5 separate regions of the Mus musculus genome follow, and all the other regions are linked to region 1. The links are chromatin loops, found by intact Hi-C in ENCODE. Cell type or tissue: heart. All regions are shown on one strand. Each heading gives the region's core, and the rest is flanking DNA. Links, peaks and the distances in the headings are about the cores only. Region 1 overlaps Scfd2 (Sec1 family domain containing 2). Region 2 has its middle 4.6 kb from the start of Gm32002. Region 3 has its middle 25 kb from the start of 1700019F05Rik. Region 4 has its middle 21 kb from the start of Usp46os1. Region 5 overlaps Rasl11b (RAS-like, family 11, member B).

The links. Hi-C counts contacts between places; a loop is a spot of excess contacts. Peaks named below come from ENCODE experiments on the same cell type or tissue, not always from the same donor. Only the 100,000 strongest peaks of a DNase experiment are listed, where the experiment ranks them.
Region 2: a loop joins it to region 1, with 2.8 times the contacts of the local background. A loop is called at or near these places in 3 of 42 quality-filtered maps.
Region 3: a loop joins it to region 1, with 8 times the contacts of the local background. A loop is called at or near these places in 25 of 42 quality-filtered maps.
Region 4: a loop joins it to region 1, with 5 times the contacts of the local background. A loop is called at or near these places in 23 of 42 quality-filtered maps.
Region 5: it touches region 1 in a loop (3-fold over the local background); 15 of 42 quality-filtered maps call a loop at or near these places.

What each region holds. Positions count from the first base shown.
Region 1 is chr5:74,275,175-74,281,261 of GRCm38, reverse strand. All of the region lies in intron 5 of Scfd2 (Sec1 family domain containing 2), which reads left to right. Among named protein-coding and RNA genes, the nearest start is that of Gm32064, 38 kb to the left of the region's middle. In heart, for the core only: no CTCF peak of the experiment used is centred there; a DNase peak (open chromatin) is centred at 3,361; H3K27ac peaks cover 1,849 bases.
Region 2 is chr5:74,153,977-74,160,063 of GRCm38, reverse strand. No RefSeq gene overlaps it. Among named protein-coding and RNA genes, the nearest start is that of Gm32002, 4.6 kb to the left of the region's middle. In heart, for the core only: a CTCF peak has its summit at 2,303 (motif pointing left); no DNase peak of the experiment used is centred there; H3K27ac peaks cover 2,609 bases.
Region 3 is chr5:73,934,806-73,940,892 of GRCm38, reverse strand. No RefSeq gene overlaps it. Among named protein-coding and RNA genes, the nearest start is that of 1700019F05Rik, 25 kb to the right of the region's middle. In heart, for the core only: CTCF peaks have their summits at 2,246 and 2,902 (motif pointing left); no DNase peak of the experiment used is centred there.
Region 4 is chr5:73,990,436-73,996,522 of GRCm38, reverse strand. No RefSeq gene overlaps it. Among named protein-coding and RNA genes, the nearest start is that of Usp46os1, 21 kb to the left of the region's middle. In heart, for the core only: a CTCF peak has its summit at 2,809 (motif pointing left); no DNase peak of the experiment used is centred there; H3K27ac peaks cover 543 bases.
Region 5 is chr5:74,197,233-74,203,319 of GRCm38, reverse strand. Rasl11b (RAS-like, family 11, member B) reads right to left here. Exons shown (of 4, transcript NM_026878.1): 3 at 5,977-6,053; 4 at 3,843-5,211. The coding sequence ends at 4,741. Among named protein-coding and RNA genes, the nearest start is that of Rasl11b, 5.0 kb to the right of the region's middle. In heart, for the core only: no CTCF peak of the experiment used is centred there; DNase peaks (open chromatin) are centred at 3,329 and 5,189; H3K4me3 peaks cover 1,039 bases; H3K27ac peaks cover 3,421 bases.

The DNA of each region.
Region 1 (6,087 bases), core at 707-5,706:
GCAGATGACTCATTACCTCTGACCCCTATCAGCTATGAAATGGAAAGGATCATGCCCAAGACTTACTTGGGGCTGGGACCTGCCAAGTTCACTGCCATCACTGTCATGGGAGCTCACGATTCTAAGTAATCATATTTGTATTCTGAGAGGTGTGGTGGAGCGGTGGAAAAGGGCGGCGCTTTCACCCCCAGAAGACAGTCTACCTCAGCTAGGCACTGTAACATAGGCTGGCCCTGAGACCTAGCCTGTGCACAGCCCTGGATAGGATGGGGAAGAATTAATGCAGGATAATGAAAACCTAGAGGGGAAGCGCAAAACAAAGATGGAGAAAGATGTAGGGGAACCAAGAATGGCTGGGGAGGATGATAGGAGAGGAAGCTTTTGACTGGGTGGGTGTGCTGAGAGGTGATGTGGGGTCCGGCAAGAAACACGGACATCTTGACATGTGTGTCTTCAACTTCCTTCCAAAGGAAAGTAAACATGTTTTAGATTCACAAAGTATGTGTGTCATCCTCTTGAGTGTAAAATAATTGGTATTGGGCATTTCCCAGTGACAATGTCCAGTGGCAAGGCAAATGCCAGACCCGTGTTTGGGTTCTCTCTGTAACAGTATGCTGTCTGGAAAGGCTGACCTCCTTATCTCAGGATTGGTGGTTTTAATTGCTTAAGGCACCTTTCAAATGAAGGAAAACGGAGTGTGTGTATATAAAGCCTTCGACTGACTGGGATATCTCCTCACTGTATCTGTATGCATTTAAAACAATGAAATATAGAAAACTTCATGTATGTATGAAGTTCTAATAATACATAAGAAAACGAAATCCAACTGTGTATCCTTTTTCTGTAAAAATCAGCCCAGAATCTCCTGAAGATAGAGGAGCCAGAGGAAATAAGAGCTGTGTCATTGACCAAGCCTCTGGCACGCCTATACAGATGGACATTTGTCACACACCTCTGCTCCAGAGAAGCCGCCTTCACCCAGGGGCAGATAAGCAGAGCACTAGATTTCCTTACCACCTTTAAATTTAACAATGCCCTTTCTATATTATCTTACTTTTAACTGTTCTGTCAAGAATTGATTCTCTTCCCCCACGCGATACTCACCAAACCTACCACCTTTCATTGCTGGTTCTCTCGAGGGCCAGAGGCAGAGAGCTCTGGGGCCTGCTCTTTAAGCACACAGTGCCAAGGTTCAGACCATGTTTATCGGGGTTGCTGCCTCTGCTAGTTTCCTTTTAGAGCATAGTACTTCTTGTTAAACATCCAAAAGCAATGGCAGTAAGCACCCAATAGCTAGAAAAGCAACCTAAAAGCAAACTTTAAAGAAATAAACCGCCTGCCCGATTTGATACCTTCAAAACATAGCTACTGTTGCCGAGAGTTGGCCATGTGCCAGTGTTGTGCTGCCTGTTCTTTGCTGGTGTTTTGTTTTGTTTTATTCTGTTTGGTTGAGACAAGCTCTCTCGGTGGAGTCCAGTCTGGCTCAGAACTCTCTGTTTCACGGGCTGGCCTCAAACTCACAATCCCCCTGCCTCAGTACTCATGTACCCGCAATGCTAGGATTATAGGCATGGGCCATCACATGCAGTCCATCCTTGCATTCAATCCTCCCCAGCACCCTGAGGCATCCAGTGCTTCCGCTTTCCACATGGGAGGGTTGGGCTGAGATGGGTCCTGGTCCTGATGGGAGCGTTTGCCAGTGCCTTGACTCTTTTCTGAACGTTGGATCCAAAGCCAGGGAGAACAGTGGTAAGCCCTCTGCAGAACCATGTCTGGTCTCAGGGGACACACTCTGTCTCAGCCATGACCCTTGCAGCTTCTGGACCATCCCCCTTGCATTGGCATGGTAGCCTCAAGCCTTTCTCCCTCACTTATGGTGACTATGTGTTCTCCCCATTGCCCTCCTAACAACACTTTGCTAGTCCTTCACCCAGCATCTCCATGAAGAATTAATGGGCATCTTCTGCTCCAAACTACGGCTCTAAGGAAACATAGTGATGAACCAAAGAGTTTATTTCTTTGTAGGTCATTTTCAGCACTCATGGGTGCAGACAGAATATAAGTAAATACTACCCTGCAACTTATTTTGAAATTCAATGACCTCTAGGATTTAAACCTTCTACATCCACCTTAGGGTGTAATGTGGTAGACACTTAACACTGATGGAATGCTCCAAGCCCTAAGCAAGTATTCTAGTCCATAAATGGTGCTACAGCCTGTCCTCCAGAGTCTAGGCAGGTGTAAGCAGCCCCTTCAAACCCTTAGCAAGGCTGTGACTCACTAAGTAGAGAAGCAGAGTCCCCACCACCACCCCACCTGCCCTCATGCCTTAGAGGACCTAAGGGGTCGGGAAAAATGAAAATAACCATGGCAGTAGTGTGTACAAGGCTCATGGTAAGAGCTTTTACCTTGCACTCTACTGACTAAGGTCATTCTGCTACTGCCACTCCCTCTCACGACCCTCCGTGAGAAAACAGAAGCACACGATAGTTTGCCAATGTTACCAAGCTCAGGCAGGACCTCAACTACTTGTCCCCAGAGTCCATGCCAAAACCTCTCTGCACCGTCTCTGGAGGCCCACTTCCCTGTAAATGCTCACTCATCCCTGATAGCCACATGGAGGGGCTTTTCATTCCAGTGGCCCGCTGACTGATCTGACTCAGCCCAGCTCTGTTGTAAGTCCCTGGGCTCTGTGTGTCCACTATGTGCTGCAGTCGCCCTTACCTGGCTGAACCAGTGAGTACCAGGGTTGCTGTAGTCCTGGGCAGCGCTTGCTGAGTTCAGAGATGCTACTTTTTATGTAAAAGAAGATTGACATGGATGAAGAGTCTACAGACAGGCAAAGGACAGCCTCAATTGTATATGACTGTCCTGTGGCTATTGCTGCCACCTCCTCCTCCTCTTCCTCCTCTTCTTCCTCCTCCTCCTCCTCTTCCTCCTCTTCCTCTTCCTCCTCTTCTTCCTCTTCCTCCCCCCCTCCTAACCAGTTCTGTCCACCAGTGTGACACAGCAGGTGTGTGTTCTGAGTGTAAGGAGCCCAGCACACTGCTGCCTCTTTCTCAGAATGCCTTTTAAGTCCAAGCTTGTACCTGAGTATGACCAGAGAAAGTCCATTGTCCTTCCCATTCATTTCCACTATTTTTGTGTTGTCTTCAGCCCCAGGCTCCCAGCTATTCATATTTTCTTGAATTGTGCTGTCACCCCATTGTTGTCACTAGAGACTAACTTTTGCTTCAGTGACACAGCTCTTCCATAAAGAGCCTTAAGAAACCTGTCAGGCCTCACTCACTGCATTCTTGACTCCAGCCAGCAGAGGGCTCTGCTCACCATAGTCTCTCCCTGGACTCAAGCACTCAGGCAGGGCAGGGCATCTGAAATTGCTGCAGCTCCATTGCTGCAGCTCCAGAGAAGAGCCACAAATTACAGACCGGCTGTTAACACTCTTCCTGGAAGGAGTGCCCGTGACCTCGGCTTGCTTTCCACCAGGCAGAAGTAGTCAGACCACAGCCAAGTTCATGGTTTGTTATACATACACACAGCATCCTGTGTGCCTGAAAGACAAAACGGAATATTTGAAAATGGCCTTTATAAATCCAAAAGTGTCATGTTCTATCATGAACTGTAATTCGCAAGCCATTTTCCTGCTCTTGGGTAGAAGCAGCAAGCTATGAGATTTAGAACTTACATTTGGATGGTTTTATGACATCACTCCAAGTAACAGTTGGTTGTCTGGACCTGAGATACCTAGTGTACGCAGTCCCCCCACCTCTCTCTTGCATAGATATGCACGCACACACCCACACACAGTCTGCTGCCAGTCCCTATAGCAGCTGCTCCATCCTCACACTGCCTGGTTCTGTCTTACAGTGAAGCGACTGTAAATCAGACATCCTGTCACATCACTGCAGGGTCCTGACCACCTCTGTGGGAGCTTCCTGTTTCCCAGTGAAGAATGTATAAGAAGAGCATCTGTCTTCTAAGGCAGCCAGTCACAGCTGCACACATGCTAAACACATCCATGCACTCACAGCCGATCACCTGTTCGCCCTGCGGCGATGGAAGATCAGACGCTAAAGCTCCGCTGCGGGATGCAACCAAAAATACCTGTGTCCTCGGCTTTGCATGTTTTTCCGTTGAGCTTGTCATCTTAGGCACCAGCCTCCTCCCTACCCAGCCATCAACTCTTCGTCTGTCACAGAGAATGTCTTTTGCACCCAACACCTAAAATGCCAACCGTCCCCTCTGCACAGCCAAACATCAGCATTCACACCCTTATGACATTTGTGCTGCTCTTAGTGCAGTGGTGGTGTTTCCCAACTATAAAATGTCTTCCGTTACTCCAAGTCAAAGGAATATGGTGGTGTAGACATTGAATTATCGTGTACTTTCAACAAAGTAAAATGTTAGTTGTCTTGGATCATTGTGTTTAGCTAAAACATAATGACTGAAAAGACTAGCCGAAGTTAAGTTGAAACTACAAAGTAGATCCCTACTGGGGTATGATGAAAAGAAGGGAAGGGCTAGGCTCATGCCAACCAGCCAAGAAGCGATGAGGAACAGGAGCCTCCAAGCTCAGACATGGCTCAGAGATGCTGGGTACCACGAGGCTCAAACAGTGCAGTGGAGAGAGAGGCCAAGAGGAAACAGCCTCAGCTGTAGTTCAGCGAAGAAATGTGTTTACTTGTGGGTGTATGGGGAGTAACAGCTACCCCGCAGAAGGAGAGCTAGCACAGGCAGGAACTGAGCGGTACCACAGCATGTCTGGGACTTCAGAGGTTCTAATTCCGGGACTGCCTGTGGTAACTGTAGTCCCTTTGAAAGTCACCGCACGCACCTTCCAAGACTGTGAGGCTCTGTAAATCGGAGTCGCATAAGCTATTCTGTGCCTCGTAAGGAAGTCACGAAAGTGAAGTAAGATGTATAAAACTGCCCAGGACAGGGACTGCCAGTAGTTAGGCTTTGTAAAATGTGTCCTAAAGAGTCGTAGATTTCAGGTGCTGAGGATTTGGGGATGAGGTCCCAGGACTACAAACTGACTGGGCCAGGGCTCACTGCAATGGAGAGCTGATGAGAATCAAGCATGAAGCACAGTTGGCCTGGGAAGTGACATCGGTTCCTTTGTAACAAGGTTGAGGATGCTGACTATAGACAACACAGGGAGCCTTGAACACATTGTGCTGGTCACAAAAGGACAAAACACTGTATGGTTGTACACATGCCAGGTACCCAGAGTACTCAGGCTCATAGAGATACAGCACAGATTGACAGGGGCTTGGGGTGGGAGGGTGGGAAGTTCTTGTTTTATGAATAGAGAGTTTCGGTTTTTGCAAACTTTGTCTCTTCAGACAGTGCTAATGGCTACATAATAGTGGGATGTACTTACTGCAATGAATCAACTGCACACTGTGGCCGCTCCCCTAGCCCCGAACTGGGGTTTAATACAGGACATCTACATGCTAGAGAAGCCCTCAACCCTTAAGCTAAGGCATTTTAAGAGAGCTAATTTCAGTGTTTAAAAGGCATTCTGTATGAGGTGTATGGTCCCAGTGTGCTGTGCCGTGTGGATGTCAGATGTGAACAGTAAGGAAAAGGGCATACAGAAAGATATGAGAAACCCTGTGATAGCTTCAGACTTTAAATCTTTACCAATTCCTGGCAAACAAAAATTATTATTCTTTTTTTTTTTTTTTTTGAGACAGGGTTTCTCTGTGTAGCCTTGGCTGTCCTGGAACTCACTCTGTAGACCAGGCTGGCCTCGAACTCAGAAATTTGCCTGTCTCTGCCTCCCAAGTGCTGGGATTAAAAAAAATTATATTTATAGTGAACAACATTGTGCTGTTCTGTTTGAAATGTGGGTACTTACGAAGTGATTACATTAGACTGGCATAGCCATTCACTTCTCATAGGCAGATTTAATTTGGAATCTGTGCTAGCAGCAATTTTCAAGTGTGCAGCACATTATTATTCACTATAGACCCTGTCTTGTACAGTGATCTCTTAAACTCTTCCTCCCACCCATGTGTCTATCTATGCTATGTTTTGACCAACTTTTAGAATCCTCCCATTTACAATATTCCTTAGTAAATC
Region 2 (6,087 bases), core at 331-5,330, 120 kb after region 1:
GGACTCCATACAGATGATAAGGGCTGGCACAGAAAACACCCTCTCAGGCTCTGGGCCGACTGTGGGCTGTGGGTTTGAGCAAATGAGCGCCTTGCCCTTGACCTCAGTGTTTATCCCGGTGCTCAAGAGATGGAGATTTCGTGCCGGCGATTTTCTGTGATTCCATTAACCAACTCCTGTGTCTGTGCTAGTGTTTCTTACGAGACTGTTAGGTGTTTTTACATCTAGAAATGACTGTGTTTGGGCCCTAACACCAAATAAGGCCAGCCTATAGGACATGGACACACATGCACACGCGCACACACAACCCTGTTGTCTTCTGTTGGCCTCACACGTCAGTAGAGCTTGGTTTCCAAAGCCCATGTCTCTTGCTTGCATAACTCTAGGAATAACTGTCCCCGTCGCTATGTTCTACACTTTCTTGCCTCATAGCTCTTTGCTAAAGCTTCTTGTTTACTATGAAAAAGCTAAGGGTTTAAATATGTCAGGGGACGGCTCTTCCTGCCCCCCCCCCCCAAGGCATGAGTTGAACTAAATAGAACCATACCTTAGCTGTCTTTCCAAACCAGCCACGGGGAACCAATTTACAACCTAATGATCACACAAATGCATGCCCAGAAATTCCCCTGCGTGTCATGTTCCTACCATGAAGGACATACTGTGATTGAGTGTGTTCTGTCTCCCAAAGACAGGCAGGGTGCTTAAAGGGCTATAGAGCTAAACAACTGGCCATTGCAGAACCCATACAGGACAGCCGTACAATGCACTCTGTGTATCCATAGAAAGTCAGGGTTGAGAAACAAATTTCACAACATGGGAAAGTGTTTATGGTTTGCTATTACGTGGGGGTTGTGGGGAAGGCTGCTGGCAAAACTGAGTGTACCATATGAAAACAATTATGCAGAAATTATGTATATATCCATAGAAAATCTGGGAAGGCTTTTCTCCAAAATGTAAACACTGAGGGAACCCTCGGGGGTTTGAGCATACAATGCACAGTTTGTGCACAGCACATGGGCATCCTGGACAGAAGAGGGGTGGCAGGCATTTCAGCATGGGCTGCCTTCCTGAAATAAGTCTTTTTTTTTCTTATTTATGAAATGGCACCATATAGGCTGGCAACAGCCCAGCAATGTGGCTGACTCTGACGCCTGTTCTGTGTGTTTTCTTGCCTTTTCCAGAGAGTATGTACTCTGTGTTACTATTTAAAGGACTCATAAAAATAATCCACTTTCAAAAGATAAGTACTAGAAAATTGGGTAGGACTGAATCTTTGATGATATTAGGGGATTGGTTTTAGTTTTACGTTTGCTAATGGCCTTGTGGTTATGTTTTTAAGTCATTATCATCCAAAGATACACACTGAAATGTGTCTGGGTGAAATGGTGGCATGTCTAGGGTTGTCTTAAAAATAATACAGGAGGTAATTAAGCGGGTAGCCACATATTATAGAAATTCAAGGTCATAGGTTTTCATTGAAGCTAAGTACCTGAAATGTGAGGGTTTTTATTCCTTTGTCTATTTCAGAATCACTTACAAATTGCCATAATGCAGAGCCCTGAAAAACATAAAATTAGTTTATATCATTGTGAGTGTCAAGATTTTCCAGAGAAACAAAATATACATACAGAGTAGACCTTCTTATCCATGATTTGATTACTCTTTCCAAAGATTGAGTTACCCACAAGTTAACTGTGGTACAAAAATAGGAAACAAGCAAAGCAAGAACTAAATAATTCTCCAGTTTACAATTGTACATTGCCTGGAATTTCACTGTTCTCTGTCTAGCCCAGGACACAAATCATCTCACAGTCCAGTGTATCTATATTGTATATGCTAACCAACTGTTAGCTATCTTGGTTATCAGAGTAATTGTCACAGCGCTACATTTGAGTAACCTTTACATACTAGCTTACCACCACTCACAGTGTCTCCGTGACTTACCTCACTCTGTCTAATGTAGATATTACATCATCTCACAGCAGCATCAGAAAAACAAAAAGGTGACCACACTGCAGAAGGATATATTTACAGAAAGACCATATTCATATAATTTCTACTATAGTTTTCTATAATGATGCTGTTTAATTGTTATATCAATATCTTACTGTGCCTTACATATAAAATTCATACATATGCATACACACACATATGTAAAAACCATTAGGCATTTTTTCCAGTTATCTCTTTTAACAATTCTGGGGGCTGGAGAGATGGTTCAGTGGTTAAGAACACTGACTGCTCTTCCAGAGGTCCTGAGTTCAATTCCCAGCAACCACATGGTGGCTCACAGCCATCTATAATGGATCTGATGCCCTCTTCTGGTGTGTCTGAAGACAGCTACAGTGTGCTCATATACATTAAACAAACAAACAACCCACAAAGTCCCATATCCACAGATTCAACTAACTGGAGTTTTAAATATTTGGGGTCTGTGGGGGAGACTTCTGTCTGCATTAAATGTGTAGACTTTTTTGTTATCTCCTAAATAATATAGTACAACAACTATTTGCACAGGATTTACTTTGGGCGCTATAAGGAATTTGGAGGTGATTTAAACTACACAGGAAGATGTGCATTGGTTGAGTATAGATGGTATCATTTTATGTAAAGGGCACAGAATACACCGCTTTTAGTGTCCACGAGGGTTCTGGAAGGAACCCGCTTTGGACACTGAGGCATACATGCACACACACTCTCCTGTGTTCCACTGGGAGTCTTCTCAGTGTGTAAAGGCTCGGGAGTTATAAGTTACGTGTGGGAAGGGAAAACTCAGAGATCACACAACTGCAGAGACTGGATAGTTCCGATCTGCAGGGTGTGCTAGCAAGTTGGAGGGTCGGAAAGAAACCAGAAATGCAGCTCAAGTTTGAAGGCCATCAGATAGAGAAGTCCCTCCTGTTTGTCTTTTCTTTTATGCAGGCCTTCAAGTGATTGGGTGAGGCCCACATTAGGGAGTCTAGGGACTGATCTCAGCCCAGAGCACCCTCGCAGAAACGTCCAGAATAATATTTATCTGCATTACCAAGGCACAGTCGTTGTGGCTAAGGTGATTGTCTGCCTTTGCTTCTGGAGGAACTGAGTAATTCTACAAGCTGCCCGAGAGTTCCCTGTGTGGTGACTAGTAGATCGTGGTTAATATTCTGTTCAGTGAGGTAAATGGGAGCCACAGAGATGGGCAGATCTCTGTGGATTCCAGGCCACCAAAGGATACACAGAGGGACTCTAACAAAAATGATGTAAATAGATAAGTTAATAAAAATGCAAACAGCAAGGCACATGCCACTTCCCACTTCCTCCAGTGACAGCTGCTAAGACCTATTCTTGACCCTGGAGACCACACAAAGCCTCAGTAGGGGACAGTAACATTGCTACCATCACACAGCTAAAGGCCAGTAAATGTGTCCCCTAAGATGGACGGGTGAGTAGCCAAAGTTTGGACAAGAACCACCAATCACATATTTGTATCAGGAAGAACAGGATGTAGCTCCTGGGAGCATTTAGAATAGTGAGGGACTCAAATACAGAGTTACTGTGTTGCCTAGGGATACTTCCAGGTATGAGTAACTGTGAAAGCCAGCCCTGCCCGCCACACCCATCCAGCTTGCCCCCCCCCACCACGACCCCCCCCCCGGCCTTTAGTGGTCACCGGTGAGTATGTCCACGCTGCTGCCGCTTTCAGTGATGTCACTTATATCAGACTCTAGCCTGCTCAGCCTTCCGATGTGAACTGAAGACCTGGAACCCTCCAGGGCTTCTGCCACAGACTGGGACTGGCTGAGGTGCCCAGCTTCATGAACTAAGCAGCTGCCAGGTTCTCAGCCTCTCCACTGTGCAGACCATCATTTCGTCACTGGTGCATAACATTCAAGCCAGTCCAAGATATATATCTTAGGACCTCGCTCAGTGACCCCTGATCGTCAAGACCTGCTCCAACCACCTGTCCCTTCTAATCATTCCCATCTGGCCTTTCCCGGCCTCCACTGCTCTCTCCTCCCTAGACAGATGGGCACTAAAAACAAGCTCTGTGTGCATTGTTGGTCAGTTAACACACTGTGAATTCGTGGGGGTCTTGGGGCTAGTTTGACGCAGATGCCACCTTTGCTCTCCCCATTTTCCAAATAAGGAATTCAGATCAGTTTTCACACACAGGAACAGAGCCACTTATGCTTGCAGCTGTAGTGTGTCTGTGCACCTGGGCCTGCCCAAGCTGAAATTCACACTCACCATTGCTTAGAAACAGAGGCCCACCTCAAAGCACCACTTCATTGTGTCCCTATGAAGTGATGAAAATTAAGTGTTTCTGTAGTGCCTGTTTCGTGAACCCCCAAAATCCACCAAGGAACCGATTCTGATGCAATCGCACTAGGGTCTCTTTTTTACAAGTTCGAGCTTGGGCCACATTGCTGTCTCTGACACAGTAGAATGGGAGGGTGAAGGCCAAACTTTCAGCGGGGGGGGGAGGGGGGGGGAATTTTATAGGAAATGGTAAGCACACGAGGGGGTTTCTAGCCTGGCACACATCTGATTGCGAAGCCATTACAGAATTTTAAAATAATTGCCCCTTAAGATAATTGGCTGTGCTGGGTGCCAAACCATAAACTTACCTTCCCCTTTCCTTCTGATTGGTGGCTGTTAGGAAGTAAAGTGCCAGGGGAGGGCTTGTAACCTGGAGACACAGGTTTGTTGAGGACTAACCTGGAAATTGCTGTTACACTCAAGTTTGTTGGGGAATAACCTGGAAACTGGTGCTAGCTGCTGGCTTGTTTAGTTAACTCGAGTTCAACTTTAAGTCAGGTTCTCTGAGATGGAGTCTGAACCCAAGATCTGGTCTCTCATTTTTACCAGCTGACTTTGAAAACTAGCTGAAATGGGCAGGGGGAGGACCTCCGCATTGTGTATTCGATATGGAACTGAAGCCCACTAACACTGCCCCATAAGCACTTCTCCGCCTCAAGGGGCCCTGCACATCTGGCCACGTCTTCTTGTACCTCCTTCTGTATTTCTATGTCCGGGCTCCTTCTGCTCCAGCCCTGCCTGCCTGTCACACACCGTTCCTCTCACAGGAGCACACACCACTGTGCCCCACAGAAGACTTTGCTGTGTGAGGCCTGCTGACATCTGCCTCAGTTTCCCATGGTTGCAGACGCAAAACCAAACCAAACAAAAACAAACAACAATAAACCCATCATAAAGACCAACCAAACACAAGAACAACAAAAACCACCTCCAACAGGTGCTTTAAAATGACAGGAGAAGGACGCCTGAAGCCATGGTGCCAGCGGAGCCAAGTGGCCTCTCCAAAGGTCCAGGAAATTATTTGTTCTGACGTTTTTCCAGCTTTGAAAGCTTCAGGACCCAGCTTCTGCCCATCTTCCCACCTGGGTCCCCATGTCTCACTCTCCTCTGCCTTTTCTCTAGGAAGGACAATTGTCATTGATGTAGAGACAGTCAGATGATTCAAGATGATCTCATTTTCAGAATTTTGGTTGTATGTACCAGGACCCCACTTCCAGGCTCTAGGGATCAAGAGTGGAGCATATCTATTTTTTAGGAGGGCTGGGGGCGGGGGGAGTTACACACACAGATCACCTATTCTGTCCTATCAGTTAGGATCCCCACAGCATTTGGCACTTCCTCTTCTTGGGTCTATTGTTATTTTAGGGACATAAGCTTTGTTTTCTGCTTGACCTCACACAAGAATCTGTTCATGCCGGGTGGTGGTGGCGCACGCCTTTAATCCCAGCACTCAGGAGGCAGAGTCAGGCAGATTTCTGAGTCTGAGGCCAGCCAGGTCTACAAAGTGAGTTCCAGGACAGCCAGGGCTATACAAAGAAACCCTGTCTCAAAAAACCAAAAATAAATAAATAAATAAATAAATAAATAAATAAATAAATAAATATTAAAAAAAAAAAGAATCTGTTCACTAGAACAATTTGGTAGGTGGGTAATAGATGTTCTCCACCTTCTTGCTAAATGGATTCATGTCCTGTGTTAGAGGTCCCAGGCCCCAAAAGGCTTTTAACAGAGGACAAAAGTCAAGGACGTCTGGTGGATCACATGACACTACAGGGTTGTCAGCACACC
Region 3 (6,087 bases), core at 497-5,496, 340 kb after region 1:
AGCTGTGTTTGGGTTTTGACCAAAATTGTTGTCAAGAAAGACAACAATGTCTGCCTGGTGTACTCTACGTTGTCCTCAGTTAACACTCTGTAATTACAGCCTGCCTCTCCCATCAAGCCGTACTTTTAATCCTGGGGCAAAAGCACTTATTTGCTCCCAGCAAGCCTGCTGACTATACATAGCACTCCTGGCTCCATAACTCTCAGGTCCCACTCAGGACAGAGCACTCTCTTCCACCACACTCTAGACATGGCTTTTTGCCTGTGTCCCCATAGGCCAGTGGTTTTCAGCCTTCCTAATGATGTGACCCTTTAATACAGTTCCTCATGCTGTGGTGACCCCAAACCATAAAATTATTTTCATTGCTACATCACAACTGTACTTTTGCTACTATTATGAATCAGAATGTAAATATCTTTGTTTCCCAATGGTCTTAGGTGGCCCCTTTGAAAAGGTCATTTGATCCGCAGAGGGATTGTGACTCACAGGTTGAGAACCACTGTTGTCGGTCATTGTTTAAGAAATATGATGGTGCCACTATCATTCTTGGGAGTTGATCTGAGAAGGGATATGGAGTTAAAAGTTTGTGGTTTTGAAATAGCAACCTTTGAAGTAAAAACGTACCAGCTAATTGTGTTCTATTTGTGTAAACCGCTTCTCCAGAAAGCCCTCTGGAGCTGAGATGCCTGTTGCAGTAGGTTCTGAAGATCCTGCAAGGTTGTTTCTGCACAGACCCATAGCTTGATAATGCACTGCCCTATTTTGTAGCTCCAGTGTCATGTAGCCCCAGAGCACATAAAATGTGGCCAGTCTAAGTTCAAATGTGCAGAAAATGCAAAGAATGCTCCAGTTGCCAAATGCCTAAAACAGAAAAAAAAATAATAATGTTGCTTGGTGAAATAATATATATTTGGTCTATGGGTTAAATAAGAAAGCCCCATGTAATCGGTTCTCCCCTTGCCTCTCCCGCTTCTTTTCCTCTGTTCCTTCTTTCTATTTTACTTGTTGTATGTGTGTGGGAACATTCATGCACCACCAACGTGCGCTTGTGGAGGTCAGAGGACAACTTTCAAGTGTTAGTTCTCTCTTTCCATCACATGGGACCCAGAGAGCAATCTCAGGTCGTCAGTCTCGGTGGTAGTAAGCACCTTTACCCACTGAACCATCCTTGACGGCCCTATTTCTCCCGATTCTTTTTTATATAAAGCACTTCTTTTTTGTTAGCCACCTTAAAATTAGATCTCTGACCTGCAGCTGTGACTCCCATTGTGCGTCTATTGGACAGAGTCGGTCCAGCTATGTTTTACAAATGTCTTCTTAAAGGGCTTCTTTTCTGAGAGTGGAGAAAGATTTATTATATGCAGCAAGTAATGAGGTATCTTAGGGTTTCCATTGCTGGGAAGAGACACCATGACCAAGGCAACTCTTATGAAAGAAAACATTTAATTGGGGCTGGCTTACAGGTTTAGAGGTTCAGTCCATTATCATCATGGCAGGAAGCATGGCAGTATCCAGGCAGACGGTGCTAGAGGAGAAACTGAGAGTTCTACGTCTTGATCCAAAGGCAGTCAGAAGGAGACTCTGTCCTCTGCAAGCAGCCAGGAGAGAATGTGTCCTGCAGGGGCCTGAGCTGGAGCACTAGGAGCCCTAGAAGCTCAACCCCACAGCAATGCACTTTCTCCAACAAGGCCACACCTATCCCAACAAGGCCAGACCCATTCCTACAAGACCATACCTCCTAATAGGAGCACTTCCCATGGGGCAATCATATTCAAACCACCACAGGAAGGCTCAGGAAATATTTAAAAGCAATGCACCCACACTCTTTGAACAAAGGATATCTGTGGGTTTTGTTCAGAAGGCTTATACAAGATCATATTTGAAAGCACTGTAGGGGCAGGTATGTCCCTGAACATGCTCAGTTAGTTAAGAAGTAAGTTCCTGAGCATGCTCAGTTTAAGCTCATACTTCAAGAAGGAAGAATGACTGACATGACCTTAGGCACACTTAGCTGGAGATTCTAGAACTTGTGTTCAAAGGTTAAAATGTCAGGAAGGCTTTTGGGTGTAATTCAGTGAACAGGAATTTTCTGGGTACCCTTAGCTGTCTTGTAAAGGTGACAGACAGTAACACTTCTTGGACATGCTCAGCTTTCTCAAAAAACGTTATTTTGTACCATGCAACATGCAGGAACGTTGTGAGCAAGTCTTTTGTCCTCTGCTCCTGCCTCCAAGTTCTTTGACTCCATCTAGGGGCAGCCAACAGAACCTCTTGTGGTTCTAGTAATAAGGCTTGTAATGTAGATTCCTTTCATCAATCGATGGGTTGATTGAGATAGGGCCTCACTGTGTAACCCTAGCTAGCTGTAATTCGATATGTAGAGCAAGGCTGGCCTCAGAATCATGGATAGCCATCTGTCTTCCTCTGTCTCTTGGGTACTAGAATTAAAACTCAGGCCACCATGGCCTTTTAAAATAAATGGCTTTCCAACTAAAAGTTTAGTTTTAACTTCCAAATTGACAACTGATATCTCATTCAGACATCTTATCTCTCCTCGTTTGTGCTTAGTGCTTAGATCAGATAACTTTACAAAACTTTACCAAATATTAAACTTGTATAATTGGGACTCTGCTCCTGTGAGCCCATTCATCTTCAAACCAGGGCTGGCTCTGGTAAGTGTTCAGAAGTTCTTTCTGGCTTCAGGATTTTATAATTCTTTCTTAAAATTTGAGGCCTGAAAGAGAAGGAAGATCTAGTATAACCTGGGGGATTTGAGGCAGTTGAGAAATGATAGAATTTTCTGAAGACAAAAAAAAATCTTTTTTACCAACCCTCCTCCTGTTGCTCTAGAGTCAAGATACCAGTCATTGAGTAGGCAAGGAGGGTCAATGCTGCCTCCTACTGGCCTGACAGGGGAGCAGCAGGGTATAGAGAAGATGGCCATGTCGCTCTTTTGTTCTGGTCAGAGCCAGGACAATGAGGGTAATAGCAGTTTGGACAGTAGTTACCAAGTGTGATTATGTGAGGACCACAACAGTTACTTAAGAGGATTTCTCTACTGTACGGGCTAAGGGTCTAATTCTTGAGCCCAATGGGAGCTACCCCCAGTACCCTGGCAGAGCAGTTGCTCTCAGGATGTTGGTGGACTAGGCTGGGGAAGCCATGTGGGTCCTCAGTAAGAGCAGCTGGTGCTCTTAACCACTGACGCATTTCTCCACCCTATTCATTCTTCACAGAAGATGAACCGAGTTTCTGAATAAAGCCATGGTAGAGACAGAAGGGGCATACACATACCTTTTACTGTCCACTTAACACTCGGTGTATTTATGAGAAGGTAATCTGAGGGAAGCCACAGACCTGGTGCTCTAGGCAAACGTGAAGAAGCCCGAACATGAAGTACACACCCAGACTCATGCACTCCGGTGCTTACCCATCCTCCCAAGTGCATCACTGACTTTTTGACCTCTGGGTTGTTTGAACTCTTATTCCATCTTCTATAAAACACATGTAATCTACATTATGAAAATGTATACATGCACACACCGCCACCGCCACCACCACATACACATATATACACTCGCACCTTTTCATGTAAGCAAGGGACTCACTTGTGTTACTTCCAGTAAGGAGGGCCACTAGATATATTTGGAAACGATGAAAACAGGGCTCTCCGAGCTGCTACCTGAACTTTCAGGAATGGAAAGAAAGCTATCTGATATCCATAGAAGAGAAAGATGCCCCAATACAACAGACATCAGAGTCCAGAATAAATGACGGGACCTGGAGATCCACCGAGTAATCTCACTGTCCCAGAACCCAGGAACACGAGTCATCTTGCTTCCCCTTTAGTCTTTGCTTCATTCCTGAAGCTTCAGTGTGTTGACCTTCTCACGGTCAACTATTATGGGCTGCCTCTATTCTTACCTGGAGCCTGTTCTACGCCTGCCATTCCCAGCACATTTCATGTGTTTTGCCATCTGCCCTCTTGTGTCTAATGTTGACTGTAGTTTCATGGTGTCTGCCTTCCTTGATCGCTTATAATCTTCTAACATGCCTGCTTTTCCTCCATGACTCTATCCCTTGCTGCCAGACATAGACTCTTTCCCTACATGCTTCTCATTCTGGAGTCTGTCTGTCACACCATCTTCCTGAGGAGTGGATTCTGAAGGCATAACCCCTACGATTACCACAGGGCAGAGCCTTCTCGCCAGGTCACCTGATGGCTCCCTCTAAGTTGAATACCCTGAGGTTGTATGTCTACATCTGTTTGATCACCAGCCTAGGGCCACAAGACATAGAATGTAGGGCCATGGGACAGAAGTGTAGAGAAACACTGTGAGTCCATCCCTTTATGTGGGGCCCGTGGCTGCATCAGATTCTGAGCTGCTTCCTAGACCACCAACATCTTCGTGCTAGCTTCAGTCCTTACCTCCAGTGCCATTCTCCTGCTGATGATCTTCTTGGTCCAAGAACACATTTTGAGGCTGCCACTTGCCTTGCTTAGACTGCTTTTCTCTTTAATGGGGAGTCAACTATGAGGTGGGAGACTTGTTAACTTGCTTCATTGGTTAGAAAAGATAGTGGGAAATACATAGGTGTCTATAGTGATCTGCAACTTCCTATGCCCTTGGTGGCAAGTGCAACTTGGTGTGAAGAACCTGTGAGGGGAAACAAAGGCATTTGGAGGAGCTGGAGAGGCAGCTCACTTAGTATCTTAGGGCTTCTATCACTGTGTTAAAACACCATGGACAAGGAGCTAGGAATGGATCAATTCCCATTCTTCTACAAGATAACCGCCAGTTGTGCCAGCACCATTTGTTGAAAATGCTGTCTTTTTTCCACTGGATGGGTTTTGCTCCCTTGTCAAAGATCAAGTGACCATAGGCGTGTGGGTTCATTTCTGGGTATTCAATTCTATTCCATTGGTCTACTTGTCTGTCGCTGTACCAGTACCATGCAGTTTTTATCACAATTGCTCTGTAGTACAGCTTTAGGTCGGGCATGGTCATTCCACCAGAGGTTCTTTTATCCTTGAGAAGAGTTTTTGCTATCCTGGGTTTTTTGTTATTCCAGATGAATTTGCAGATTGCCCTTTCTAATTCATTGAAGAATTGAGTTGGAATTTTGATGGGGATTGCATTGAATCTGTAGATTGCTTTTGGCAAGATAGCCATTTTTACTATATTGATCCTGCCAATCCATGAGTATGAGAGATCTTTTCATCTTCTGAGATCTTCTTTAATTTCTTTCTTCAGAGACTTGAAGTTCTTTTCATGCAGATCTTCACTTCCTTAGTTAGAGTCACGCCAAGGTATTTTATATTATTTGTGACTATTGGGAAGGGTGTTGTTTCCCTAATTTCTTTCTCAGCCTGTTTATCCTTTGTGTACAGAAAGGCCATTGACTTGTTTGAGTTAATTTTATATCCAGCTACTTCATTGAAGCTGTTTATCAGACTTAGGAGTTCTCTGGTGGAATTTTTAGGGTCACTAATATATACTATCATATCATCTGCAAAAAGTGATATTTTGACTTCTTCCTTTCCAATTTGTATCCCTTTGATTTCCTTTTGTTGTACTAAGGTCAAATCTAAGTGGATTAAGGAACTCCACATAAAACCAGAGACACTGAAACTTATAGAGGAGAAAGTAGGGAAAAGCCTCGAAGATATGGGTACAGGGGGAAAATTCCTGAATAGAACAGCAATGGCTTGTGCTGCAAGATCGAGAATTGACAAATGTGACCTCATAAAATTGCAAAGCTTCTGCAAGGCAAAACACATCGTCAGTAAGACAAAAAGGCCACCAACAGATTGGGAAAGGATCTTTACCTATCCTAAATCAGATAGGGGACTAATATTCAATATATATAAAGAACTCAAGAAGGTGGACTCCAGAAAAATCAAATAACCCCATTAAAAATGGGGCTCAGAGCTAAACAAAGAATTCTCACCTGAGGAATACCGAATGGCTGAGAAGCACCTGAAAAAATGTTCAACATCCTTAATCATCAGGGAAATGTAAATCAAAACAACCCTGAGATTCCACCTCACACCAGTCAGAATGGCTAAGATCAAAAATTCAGGTG
Region 4 (6,087 bases), core at 315-5,314, 280 kb after region 1:
AGACTTATCAGGAAAATCAAGGCATGAGAGTCTTGAAGTTGCGTGATCAGTACTGTTACTGGCTTTCTAACAAGTGTTGGGATTTTTAGCTGCCCATCTGAAATACAGTGCTTTTGGACTACACCTGAGGAACTTACAAAAGAATGAAGATTAATTTCATTTTGGTGATGAGAGACCAGGGTAAGAAATGACATGAGAATATGTAGAAAAGGTTGCCTAATTCTGTGCTCATTTGCTACATGGCTGTAATTTGTTACCTTGGAGCGTCACGGCATAACACGGGTTCATCTTTTACTTTTTATCTCTCAAGAGCGAGCATGCAGGTTGGATGGGAATCAGAAAGGCAGGCAGGTGTCATAGGCTAGGCTCCCATTAGGTTTCACCTCCTCGTGACAGTGGGAATTTGGAAATTCAAATGGAGATCCAGCTCTGACTTGGTTGGAAGCCAAATAACCCAACAATTAAAACCACCATGTCTACATATTCAGCCAATCACATTCTAGAGGCTATCGTAATGGTTCTTGCTGGAGAGAATCCATGTGCCAACCAACTAAAAATGACCACCAGAAGAATTGAAGGATGGATGGGGCCAAGTGGAGGCATGCGGAATGCTTGGACTATACATAGTAGAGTTCATTCTCCAGCTGTGTGTGGAGAGTGTGTATGGTATGTGTGTGTGTGTGAGAGAGAGAGAGGGAGAGAGAGAGCGCGCCTGGTTGGACTCAGAAGACTTTGCTTTGGATGTTTACTCAAAAGGTGGGATTTTAGTAGACACATCTGTGAAGCCTATGATGGCTCTGAAGAAGGAACATTCTGAAGAACCTGTCCTGGGGTGAGGGCCTGTGTAGATAGCAGGAGAATAAAGGCATAGGTTTGGAGAAGGATTTGGGAATAAGTTAAGACTCATTAAGGCTTAGCTTCTAGCCTTGGGGAACCCTGCCACAATTTGGCTATGGTGCCCACACCTTTAAGAGACCAGGATCAAACTCTGATCCTATGCATCATAGGCTGTTACTGCACTACTGAGCTAGATCCCATCCCTGTCCTGAAAAGTCATACGGGACCCAGGATACAGATACTTAAAGGCCATAAAACACAGCTGTAAAGTGACAAAATGATGTGACAGTTAAGCCATTCAAAGAAGTCAAGCCCTAAGAATCTCTGGCATCTGCACACACACCACACATTCACACACACACATACCATATACACATATCTCACACATATATACACACACCACACATTCACACATACATGTCATATACACACATGTACACACACCACACATTCACACACATGCCATACACACCACACACACACACACCATATACACATACACACCACATATACACACCACACAATCACACATACACATACCACATATACACCACACAAACATAGCCCCCACACCACATATACACCCCCACACCATATATACACCCCCACACCCCACACACACCACATATATACACCACACACATACCACATACACCTCACACCACATATACACACCCCCACCCCCACATATACACCCCCCACACACACACCTCACACCAAATATACACACCACACACACCCCACATATACACCCATCCCCAGCCCCCACATATACACCACACACACACACACACACACACACACACACACACACACACACACACACACACTTCTGTGTGGATCAGCAGCAATTCTCCATGTGGAGACGAACTCTAACATGCAGAGACCTTTCTTATGAGAACTAGGCAGAAAGACTACACAGGCCAGTAAGGGAAGATCTTTTGAGACAGACAGGAGCTAGCCTGAGAAAGCTTCTCTTTGGATGTTGACAGGAGCTGGCCTGCTGCTCAGAGCTAAGCCATGGGTCTCCTTGCCTGCCACAAGCAATCTCACAGAACAGCAGCCTTGGACGAGGTCATGCTGTGACTATGAGGAAGTCAGACAAGAAACATGTCTACTTCATAATTTTCTCTAGATGCAGGCAAGAACAAGGTCGAGGTGTAAATGGTAAAATGCTAGCTAGCGTTGCTCCCGGAGTCTGAGTGAGGAGGGATGCTGTTTTACCAATTCTCACTCTGTCTCCTCTTGCATCTGACCCAGATATCAAGATATACAGAGAACCACTCCACTTCCTAATGGTGCGGGATCCTGAAAAGCTATTGTTGTCCTCCTCCACAGTCCCAGCCGGAGGCTCGGGCTGTTTGAGCTCCAAGACCCCTTTAGTAGATGCCCAGGGTTCTGCATAACGCATGGCCCCAGCTGCAGCTGCACTGGACTCAGCTTAATACCGTAATTGTGTGGGTAGTCTAGCGAAAGGAGATGTAAGTCACGTTCTGAGCCTTGCTGGTCTAAGAGCGGGAAGGAAAAAAATGACCGCAGAATAGAGCGATTTTCTCTGAGGGGTCGGTTGCATTGGTCTGTATGCCAAGTCTTCCAACTTCGAGTAAACAATGACTTTAGGCTTCTCTCCCTTATCAAAAGAGCAGAGTTATAGAAGTTTCTGGAAAGCACATTGGCTTGAGCCTCTTGAAGTCCCTGTGGCTCAGCTGTGTCTCCAGAGCCTTTGAATTTGCTGAAGCACCAGAATCCCCAACTTGAGGGTGAACCCTGAAGCGGGACTTGAGAGCCTTCCCAACGGAAGTCCAGAAAGCCCACTCAGCCTTAATTGAGATGGTCCTAGTCTCTCTGGATGTTATTATGTACACTCAAAAGTTTTCCACAACCCTAAGCTTAGACTTAGACCAAGTACACGCCCTGGGTGTAGAGTTGACCCAGGACACAATAGTAGAGTGTGGTGCCCTCTAGTGAGAATGGCCTAAAACACCCCCTGGAGCTTTCTCAGAAGAGCTCAGTGGCACAGTTTTCTACTAAACAAAACCCTAAACTAGAACATCAAACCAAGAGCTGCTGTTGTGAAAGCAAGCCAAAGGTGAAGTCAGAGCACTCTCATCTTTCTGCAGAATAAAGCAAGAGGCCCTTTCGGAGAAAGTGGGCTCTTGAAGTCAGTGACCTGCTTGTCTCTCAAATCTTGTGTCTCAAAAAGCGGTTGAGCGAAACACATGCATGATCCTGATGGGTCTGCATTAAGGGACCTGAGAGAGACATTGATGCCACTCTCATTGAACATGTTAATGCTACAAAGAAAAACCTCCTGATGGGGGAAGGAGGGGAGGAAGGAAGGAGAGAACATATGAAATGGATGGAAGGGCTTACATCAAAGACCAAGGAGCCACCCTCCTATTTTAGGGAGTGTTGACAAACAGCCCAAAGTAAGCATGTAAGGGGACATAGCACAACTTCAATCCTAGTGTCCTGCCCAAGGCCAATAGCTGGCTTTTACTGATCGACATTTGACTCAATGCTTAACAACCTATGGAGCTTGGCTGACAAAAATTACAAGATGAGCCGGTGTGATTGCTTACGGGGTAGAAGTGCTTACCTCCCAGCCTTGCAACCCTAGTTAGATCCCCAGGACCCATACGATAGGAGAGAACTGACTGTTCTGAGTTGTCTTCTGCCCTCCACACATGCACACACACATGCGAATACAGACACATAAACATGCACATGCACACAGATGCATACATGTGTGCACACACACATGGGTACATACATGGGACACAAGTACACACACGTAGACATGCACACACATGTATGCATACATATGTACACAGACATGAGTACACACACATAAACATGCACATGCACACAGATGCATACATGTGCGCATACACACACATGGGTACACACATTGAACACACATAGACATGGACCTGTGCACTGATGCACACACACTTTCGTAAAACGGTACAGAAGCACCTATTTGCTGTTGAAGAATTTCTGGCAAGTTGGTGCGCACTTTGGAACCGTCCTAGATTATTTTTTGCCAGAGATGTTTGTCGTTGCATCTGCTGACGCCCAAGTCTAAACCATGTAAAAAGATGCTGACTACATGAGCCTCCTAAGTCCAGGAGCAGACACAGTGAGGGAGTGAGGCATCGGACAAGAAGTCTGCTGTGACATTCTGGGAAGAGGAACTGTGAAGAAGCAAACAGTGGAAGTGTGAGAATCGCCACTAAAGAAGACTTGCGAAGCCGAGCTGAAGGGATGCGGAGAAAGAACTCGCTCTTCTTCCGAAGCGTGACTACTGAGTGGCTTTTGTCACATTGAACACTCAGTGGAAGCAGCCTCATGGAATTTATCTTAGAAAGAAACTTCAGGGAAGGCAGACATATTTTATGTCTAAGAAAACTTTCTTATTATGGGAGAATTAAAAACGCAGACTCTCATTGAACAAAAGAGCAGACTATGGAAGGAGGCTGGACCCACAGTTACTGAAGCTCCTGTTAGGGTCAGAGCCATGCTCTGAAAGATTCAACAAGCTCTGCTCCAACATCAGTTCCCACCATGTTCGTAAAAGAGCTGAGAGTGAAAAGGAGAGAAAGGGGACTTACTCATGTGTGGCTAGACCTGGAAAAAGAACAAAGAAAGGAGTCTAGTGACCCCCAAGTCTCCCTCCCAGCATGCTGAGTTAATGGGTATGCTTAATGTATGCAGGAGGCATGCGTACACAGGCAGTCATAGTCCAAATGAGGTCCTGCCATCATTGTCTTAGCCCTGCTAAGCTGTCAGAGCTGTGTGAGGTTCTAAGGACATGACTTCCCCCTGGGCTTGGGACTTCAGCCATTCTTTTTCCCCAGCACAGGGCTCCTGGCGGCGGGGGATGGAATTTAGTTCCTTGGTCCATTTTTTTCCCCCAATAGTCTGAGAGCATACGTGCTTCTCCCCTATCGTCCATCCTGCTAGGAAGTTATAGCAGCACACAGGAGCACAGGCCTACCTTCCTGCACAATGAAAAGATGATCAGAGAGGACTGGAAAGTCACCCGATATTGAGCCTCAACTCCTCAGGCTTCACCAGCCCTGTTCAGATGAACGCAGGAGGTGTGAACGTGATCCAAACGACAGGCAGCTCTAGAGGGCGGACCACTTGATCTCTCATCTCTCCTAAGCTCTGCTGCAGTGAATGGAAGTGGTGATGTACATTGGAAAAATTAAAATGAAAATAGTTATGAATATGGTTCTTACATATGTTTGTATAAGTGGGACACTTTTGCATAAAACAGGTCCTTCTTTTAGGTCTGTTAACTTTGCCATTACCCCTTACTTTTCTGAAAATTTTTTCAAAAGGATGGGCCACACAACTGGACAATGTGCAGAGAGTGAGACCTTGGGACACTTCATCTGACCCCTCCCTTCAGGGCTCAGGGAACCCTGTGGAAAAGGAGGAGGAAACATTGTAAGAGCTCGTGAGGCTGGGTGAAGTGGAAATTTCTGGACTCTTTAACAACTCAGCTGTGTCATGTGATGTTTTTCCTGGACACTGTCTTGTGAGGGGGCATCTGATGGTTTGCTGAAAACAGACACTTAAGAGGGCAAGTAATGGTGAGAAGGAATAGAAATGGAACCCCCAAACAGTGAGAGGACGCTTTTACATTGTTGGTCTTCATTAGTCTTTGTTGGTCTTCGCTTCGAGGATAGGAACACGCCAAAGAACATCATGTGGTATTCCATCTGATTCTGGACTTTCTGGATCATTATTGATACATGTTTGGTGTTTGCTATTGGACTACACTGCTGATATCCTGACAACAAAGAGTGTAATTGCCCCAAGGAGCTACTTCTAAACAGGCCCACAACTCCCTTCTATTAACCGTCTTTCTCCCTTACCCCTGGTCGGTGGGCTAGAAGGGAGGTTGAAGCGTTTAAGAACCCTAAATAAAGTAGGTTTTGAAAACATTTAAGCCTACAGTTGGCGACACCAAGAACACACTGCCTTCCAGACACAACAGGACTGAGGCACATTTGAGCTCACAGAGACTGTGGCAGCATGCTCAGAGCCTGCACAGATCCAAGAAGATGTGGTCCTGGGAAGGAAGGTAACTCGAGTTCAAATTCTAATCCAGAAGCTATCTGCAATAGACAACCACTTGCAAAGAGAAAAGTAGTTTTTTCTAGAGAGTCTCACTGGGTGTAGAATGACACTTAAGGGTAGGCCCCATGCTGAGCCGGAGATGACCAGCACAAAGTG
Region 5 (6,087 bases), core at 468-5,467, 78 kb after region 1:
TGATGATAGCCAGGAACTTGTGTAGGATCTAGGAGCAGGAAGAAAATACATACTCTGGGGACACAGCCCCGAGACCTACTTCCTCTGAGAAGTCTGGTCTTCCAAAGTTCTCACTACATCTCAGTGTTGCAGTAAGGAGGGAGTTCTCAATAGATGAATCCATTGATGAAATCAAACCACTCATGGTCCAGTTACCTCCTCCCCAGGATCCCTCCTCTGAGTGCTGCTGCATTGAGGACCAAGTTCTCAACCCATGAGCCTTTGGAAGATGTTTCCTACCTAAGCACAACAATGTCTAAGCATCGTCACTACGAGTGTTGAATGCCTATGCAGATCACTGTCACTCAGAAAGCAGTTAGGTGTTCTGGAGTTGACATCTTCATTTACCATTTCCACAGTAACTAGGTGTAAGAGTTTTTAAAGGGACCTCCCCTATGATAGCCACCTGAAAGTGACATGAAAGGCCCAGCAAAGGAGCTGAGCACTAATGTCTCTCAGACCTGAGTATATTTACCACCTAAGGCCTGCTGGCCAAGCCAAAGTAAGCATACACAGGCCAATCTCCATCCAAGGGCCCTGCAGCTACTTTACGTATACACAGTTGAGAGCCTGGTAAATACTATGTGGCAACTGAGGTCTGCTCCGTTTGGAGTCCCTTCCCTGTAAACACAGAGCGCAATCAGTGTTTGGAAGTGCTCCACACGGAGGGTCAGGCCCTATGCAGATAGCTGTTTATGCCATGGTCCCTACAGTTACAGTGGTATTTCCCTAACAAAGAATTCCAGACCCTGCCCCAATACCACCATTGTTTCTTCTTACCCTGGTTACCAGAAATGGAATCTCAACAACAAATAACCCAATATTACAAATGTTGTCTGTTGGCTTGCCCAAGAAACATCAAAACGCTCCGCCACTGCTCTCAAAGGAACTTCTGAAAACCAGATGGTAGGCGGCTTGCAGGCCATGTCAGAAAGAGCAGGAGCGTAGCCTTATAACTAACAACACTAGTCCCGTTCTCTTCTTTGGTTCAGGAACTAATGAGGACAATAAGAACTTGCCCAAACCTTCTCTCTGTAGACTTCCAGAGGAGTACCCAGACAGCCTTCTGGGTTCTTTATTGTAAGCAGGCAAGTGCCTCCCTGCTGGGCTGTTACCCTACCCAGAGGTTCTGGGAGTTCTCCACAGCTGGGAGCCTGTCATCTCCGCTCTGCTAAGCAAGACCACAGTGTGCCAACTGCTCCATTGTGGGGATCTGCCCACAACTGTTCCCGTGCCCAGATTTATTTTTTCCCCCTCGGGGTAAAAGATCAATCCACCCACCCCCATTTTTTGATAAATAAGGGGCTCTCTATAAACATAGCCACAGCCCCTAAAGCTTGGGGTACTGAGCTGCTGGACAGGCAAACCTTCTGGAGCTGGTTGAGGAAGGCTTTATAGACTCCCTCCCACCCCCTGCCACTGCACAACCAGGCCAGGCCCAGCCTAGGGCTGCAAATGGTTTTGATTTGAGGCTGGGAGGAAACTAGAGAGCCAGACATCAAGACAGACGTGGGTTGGGCTCTGAGACAGACCGGCTGGGAGGCAGCCCCTCCAACCTGGGCATCTTTATTACCGAGGGGGCTGGAGGCCAAAGCAGCCAGCAGCCTCCAGGCTAATGGCAACAGCAGATGTGGACCGGTTGCCAGGAACCCTAGGGCCACGCAGTAACCCAACCAGTAGCAGAAGGGAGGTGGAAGAAGCTGGGTTAGTGGGGCCAGGAAGGTAGGTTGGTCAGAGAAGGCCCAGAGCTGCTACTGGGTCTGGGATGGGGTGGGGGTGGGGTATAAACTCTGGCATCAGTAGGGTCCAGGATTGGCTTTTTGAGAGCCCAGCCAATTCCTTCCTTCCGTGTATAGGATACTGAAGAGAGGTGGTGGAGTTAGTGTACAGAATGTCCTTGTTTCAAATATCTATTTCTGGTACCCAGACAGTCAGTAAACGAAGTAGGGTGCTGTAACCGGCTGGCCTTAAGCTAGCATAATCTCAAAGCTTTGTCCTCCTCATCTTAAAATAGTGGTGATACAGCCTCTTAGGAGTCTCCCAAAGACTAAAGGAAGGCATGTGCAACCTGTATGTTGTAAATACTCACTAAACCCTCATTCCTCCCCCCTCTGCATCAGACTCATACCTAGCCCTGACTAGAGGGAGGGGAGATTGCTTCTCAGGCCAGAGTTTGTAGACATCAATTTGGGGGGGGGGGGAAGTAGAGAGATGCTACTATTGAGACAGATGAGATTAGTGAAACACTATACCAAGCGTATGCTCAGAACACAGTTGATCTAGAATTACGAGTAGTCGATCCCACTTGAGACGGTGGCCTAGATTAGGTCTAGGGTGGTTCCTGCCTGAGATTCCCAGAGATCACTCCCTCTGCCTTCTCTCCACTTCATCCTTCTGTAGCTGAAAGACCTGCCTGGGTGAAGTGAAAGACTGAGTCTCCACAGAGGTTGGGAGGTGAGAGGCAGTCATTGGTGCCAAGGGCAGAAGATGAGAAGGCCCAGGGCACAGCCACCAGGCTGCAGAGGCGGGCCAGAGTACTACAGAGATGCTTGTGGTTGTGTGGTGAGGAAGAGGGGGGAGGGGGCAGTAGGAAATAGAAATCTAGCTCCTCTCGGTCTTGTGCTACGAAAGTCTACCCTCACCAGAGCCTCTTGTCTTCCAGTGCAGAACAGAAGTGAGCTGAGAGTCAGTGAGCAAGTGACCTCTCGCTCATGGTGCATTGCTAACAACCGCGCAGTAGGAAGACAAGCTGAGAGATACATGTCTCTGCCCTTGTACTGTCTTCATCGTCCATCGACACCATTTCCCACCCTGCTGCCATCACACATCCTTCTCAGGGGTGAGGTTAGGTTAGCTTTGAAGAGGTTTTTTAAAAAAAAGAAATGTTCTATGTGTCACAAAGCATAACTGCCAGAATGTCACTGTCAAGGGTAGTCAGATGGTCCCCTGGGAAAATGAGCTTAAATAGCCCAGCCCCCATCACCGCAGACTCCCCGCACACCCCGCTGCCTTACCTATGCATCTTATAGGTGAGGCATGATGAAGAAGTAATACTGAATCCTCAAGAACTTGAGGACATCCCTTGAAACCTCGACCCTGCTTTATTTATGAAATCGTGTCAGCCCTCCCCCACCCTACCTCCCAGGGTTATCTGGAGAACTAACCAAGAACAATCTGGAAGGTGCTGCCCAGATGAAAGGACGATGCCCTGCCCACAGAGATGTTGACTCGACTGAGTTCGCAGGCAATGTCTTGCAGGCAGGCTCCAGTGGCAGCAGAAGAGAGGCCTGCCAGCTGCGGCACATGTGTGTGACAATCGCGTCACGGGAATAGCCCCTGAATAGCTGCAATGGCTGTAAGCTCTTACTATGAGACTAAAGTGTAGCCTGCGGACACGGCGTGCCCCAAAAAGCTTCACGGAGTGCACCAAGCATGAAGAAGCACTGCTTCTGTGGAGAAGCAGACACACCCACAGCAGCTCTACTGTGATGTGCACACACACAGTAGGTCTACCCAGAAGACCATGAAGAAACGGAGACATACAACTCTGGAATAGAAAGGCCAGGTTACAAGCAACAATGTTTGCAGGTTGTAGACTTCATGTTAGTGAGTTTGTTCTGCAAGGATATTTTTTTGTACTGTGTAAAATGTGGATAATAAAATGTACCTCACTGATCACATGTTGTGAGATATAATGTCAGCCTGTTCCCTGACTCAACTTGCTCAATAAACACAGGATTCTAAAAACTGCGTCCTGGAGGGCAGAAGGAAAACATTTCAATAAAGACCCAGTCAGATGTCTGTTCTTATCAAATGAGAGATTTATTGTACATAAAATAAATTAATTACAGTTTGAGCCAAAGCTTAAACGGCTTCTTAAAGTGCATCTGTGTAGGGGATTCGGCAGGTAGCCCTGCATCTGGTCACTCTTGAAAACAGCATCTCAGTATCTCAGCACCCATAGCCACGACTCAGCCAGGCCCAGGAAGCAACCCAACGTCATTGCCATGGGTCATTTACACAAACCACGCCACCATCAACTAACACTTTTTTCTGTACCTGATGCCACAGTTTAAAGAAGAAAAACAACAACAACAACAACACACACGACTATACATCGTCACGTTAGGCAACCCACAGCTGAGTTTTTCACAGCTACTCAACCCCGGTGCCCATCTTGTGTCAGGAGACCAAGCACCTTCCTACAGACCACAGCTCACGGGTGTCTGTACACGGAATATTTTGGTCTAAAACTTGAACTTTATGGGGTGGGGAGAGTCCCTCCTTGTTCTTAAAGAAACCTAGATATCCTTCAAGTCAGAAAGTTATCCTGTAAAGAGAACACGTTGGAGTCAATGAGAAAAGCAAACCCTCCCCTTGGGAGAGAGAGAAAGCCCATGATGTTCTTTGTTCTCCTCCCCACCCCAATCCACATCCATGTTTTTGGTGCACCTGACCATCACTTAGAAGACAGTGAGGAACAAAAGCATGCCCCATCCCCACGTAAACGACTTGGCAGATCAGTCCCGCATCCGTCCATCTGTCCTCACTTCCTTTGTTGCAGAATTCCAAAAGGCCCCTCAGGCCCCTCTGCCACTGCTCTTTCTGGAACCATAACTGCTGTCAGCCTGCCATGGTCCCATCTAAGAAGAACCTCGGGCTTTCTGCCCAGAAGACCAAACCCCCTCCAGGAGTCGTGCCTCAGACCGACGTGACAGTCCTCACTTTGGCAGACAGAGCCTGCTTAAACCTCCTCTTCAGGTCTTGCATGTTGGGCGACTTGGGTCTGGGGATGAGGGAAGTTCTGCGTTTCTCGGGGGTGCTGCTGGGCTGCTGCTTGGGGCTCACTTCTTTGCACAGGACATGGAAAGCATTGTAGACGTCGTTGTAATTTTCACTGACAGATACTTCATAGAAGGAGCAGCCGAGCATGCTGGCCAGTTGCAGGCCAAGCTGAGGGTCCACCTGCTTGACGTGTAGGAGGTCAGCTTTGTTAGCCACCAACACCACAGGCAGCCGAGTGCCCGGGTGCAGCTGCTGCACGTGCTGGTGGAGCTGGCTAATGAGTTCGTAGCTCTTGTGGTCCGTGATGGAGAACACGAGGACGACGGCATCTGCCCAGCGAATGCAGCGATTCAACTGCTCGCTGCAACTCAAGCCATTCTCGTGCACCTGAGGAGAAGAGGGAGAGCAAGGTGAGCAGCTAGCAGTGGGCACGGCACTGAGCTCTGGCCACAGCACATCCCTCAATTCAAAAGAACCCTTCATAGCGATGGATGGCGGGTTACGGGTTGTAAACAAGTTCTATTCCCCACACACTTGGGCTTTCTTAACAATATGTTGATCCAGCTGCTTGGAGGGAATAAATAACAGGGCAGCTCACCACACTCAAGTGGAAAATGGACCTGCAGAGAACTCCACGCAGAGCGACTTTGTAGTTGCACAAAATGGGAAATTAACTGGCTAGACAGTAAGTCTGGGGAAGATAGGAGCTGGAAGCATTTAAACCTGGATAACTGCCCAGTTCAGGACGGGGAAGGGGGGAAAAAATCCTAGCAGAGCTCTTTTGTCTACAGAGAAACTTTCCACAACATAAAAGTGATTCCGGGTGTTGGAGACTGGGCCTGAATATTTGGGTTTTGATGCCAAAGGCACATAAATAAAAACCAAAGGAAGGAAGTACTGCCAATTCTAAGGGCTGGTTTGGTTCCCCCTGCTCCGGTGATTCCCCTCCTACAAGAGGGGCTCCCCTTCTTCTCCCAGCTCCCCAAACTGAACCGGGCCAAGGCTGACCTGCGGTCAGGTACAATTTAACTGTCAAACCACAAGTACCGTCTAGACCTGACTGCCCACATCTCGTGTCCCTTACACTTAAACAAGTGAGCAGTGCCTCAGCCGCCGGTGTCTGCTCTGGCCCTGTCAGCATCAGTGTCTCACCTGGATGCCCGGAGTGTCCTGGACCTGAATAGCCAGCGTTTCTCCTTCTATGTGAACTTGTCTTGTGTAGAGATTACCTATGAAGACAGAGAAAGGAGAGTGTGTTCCTCT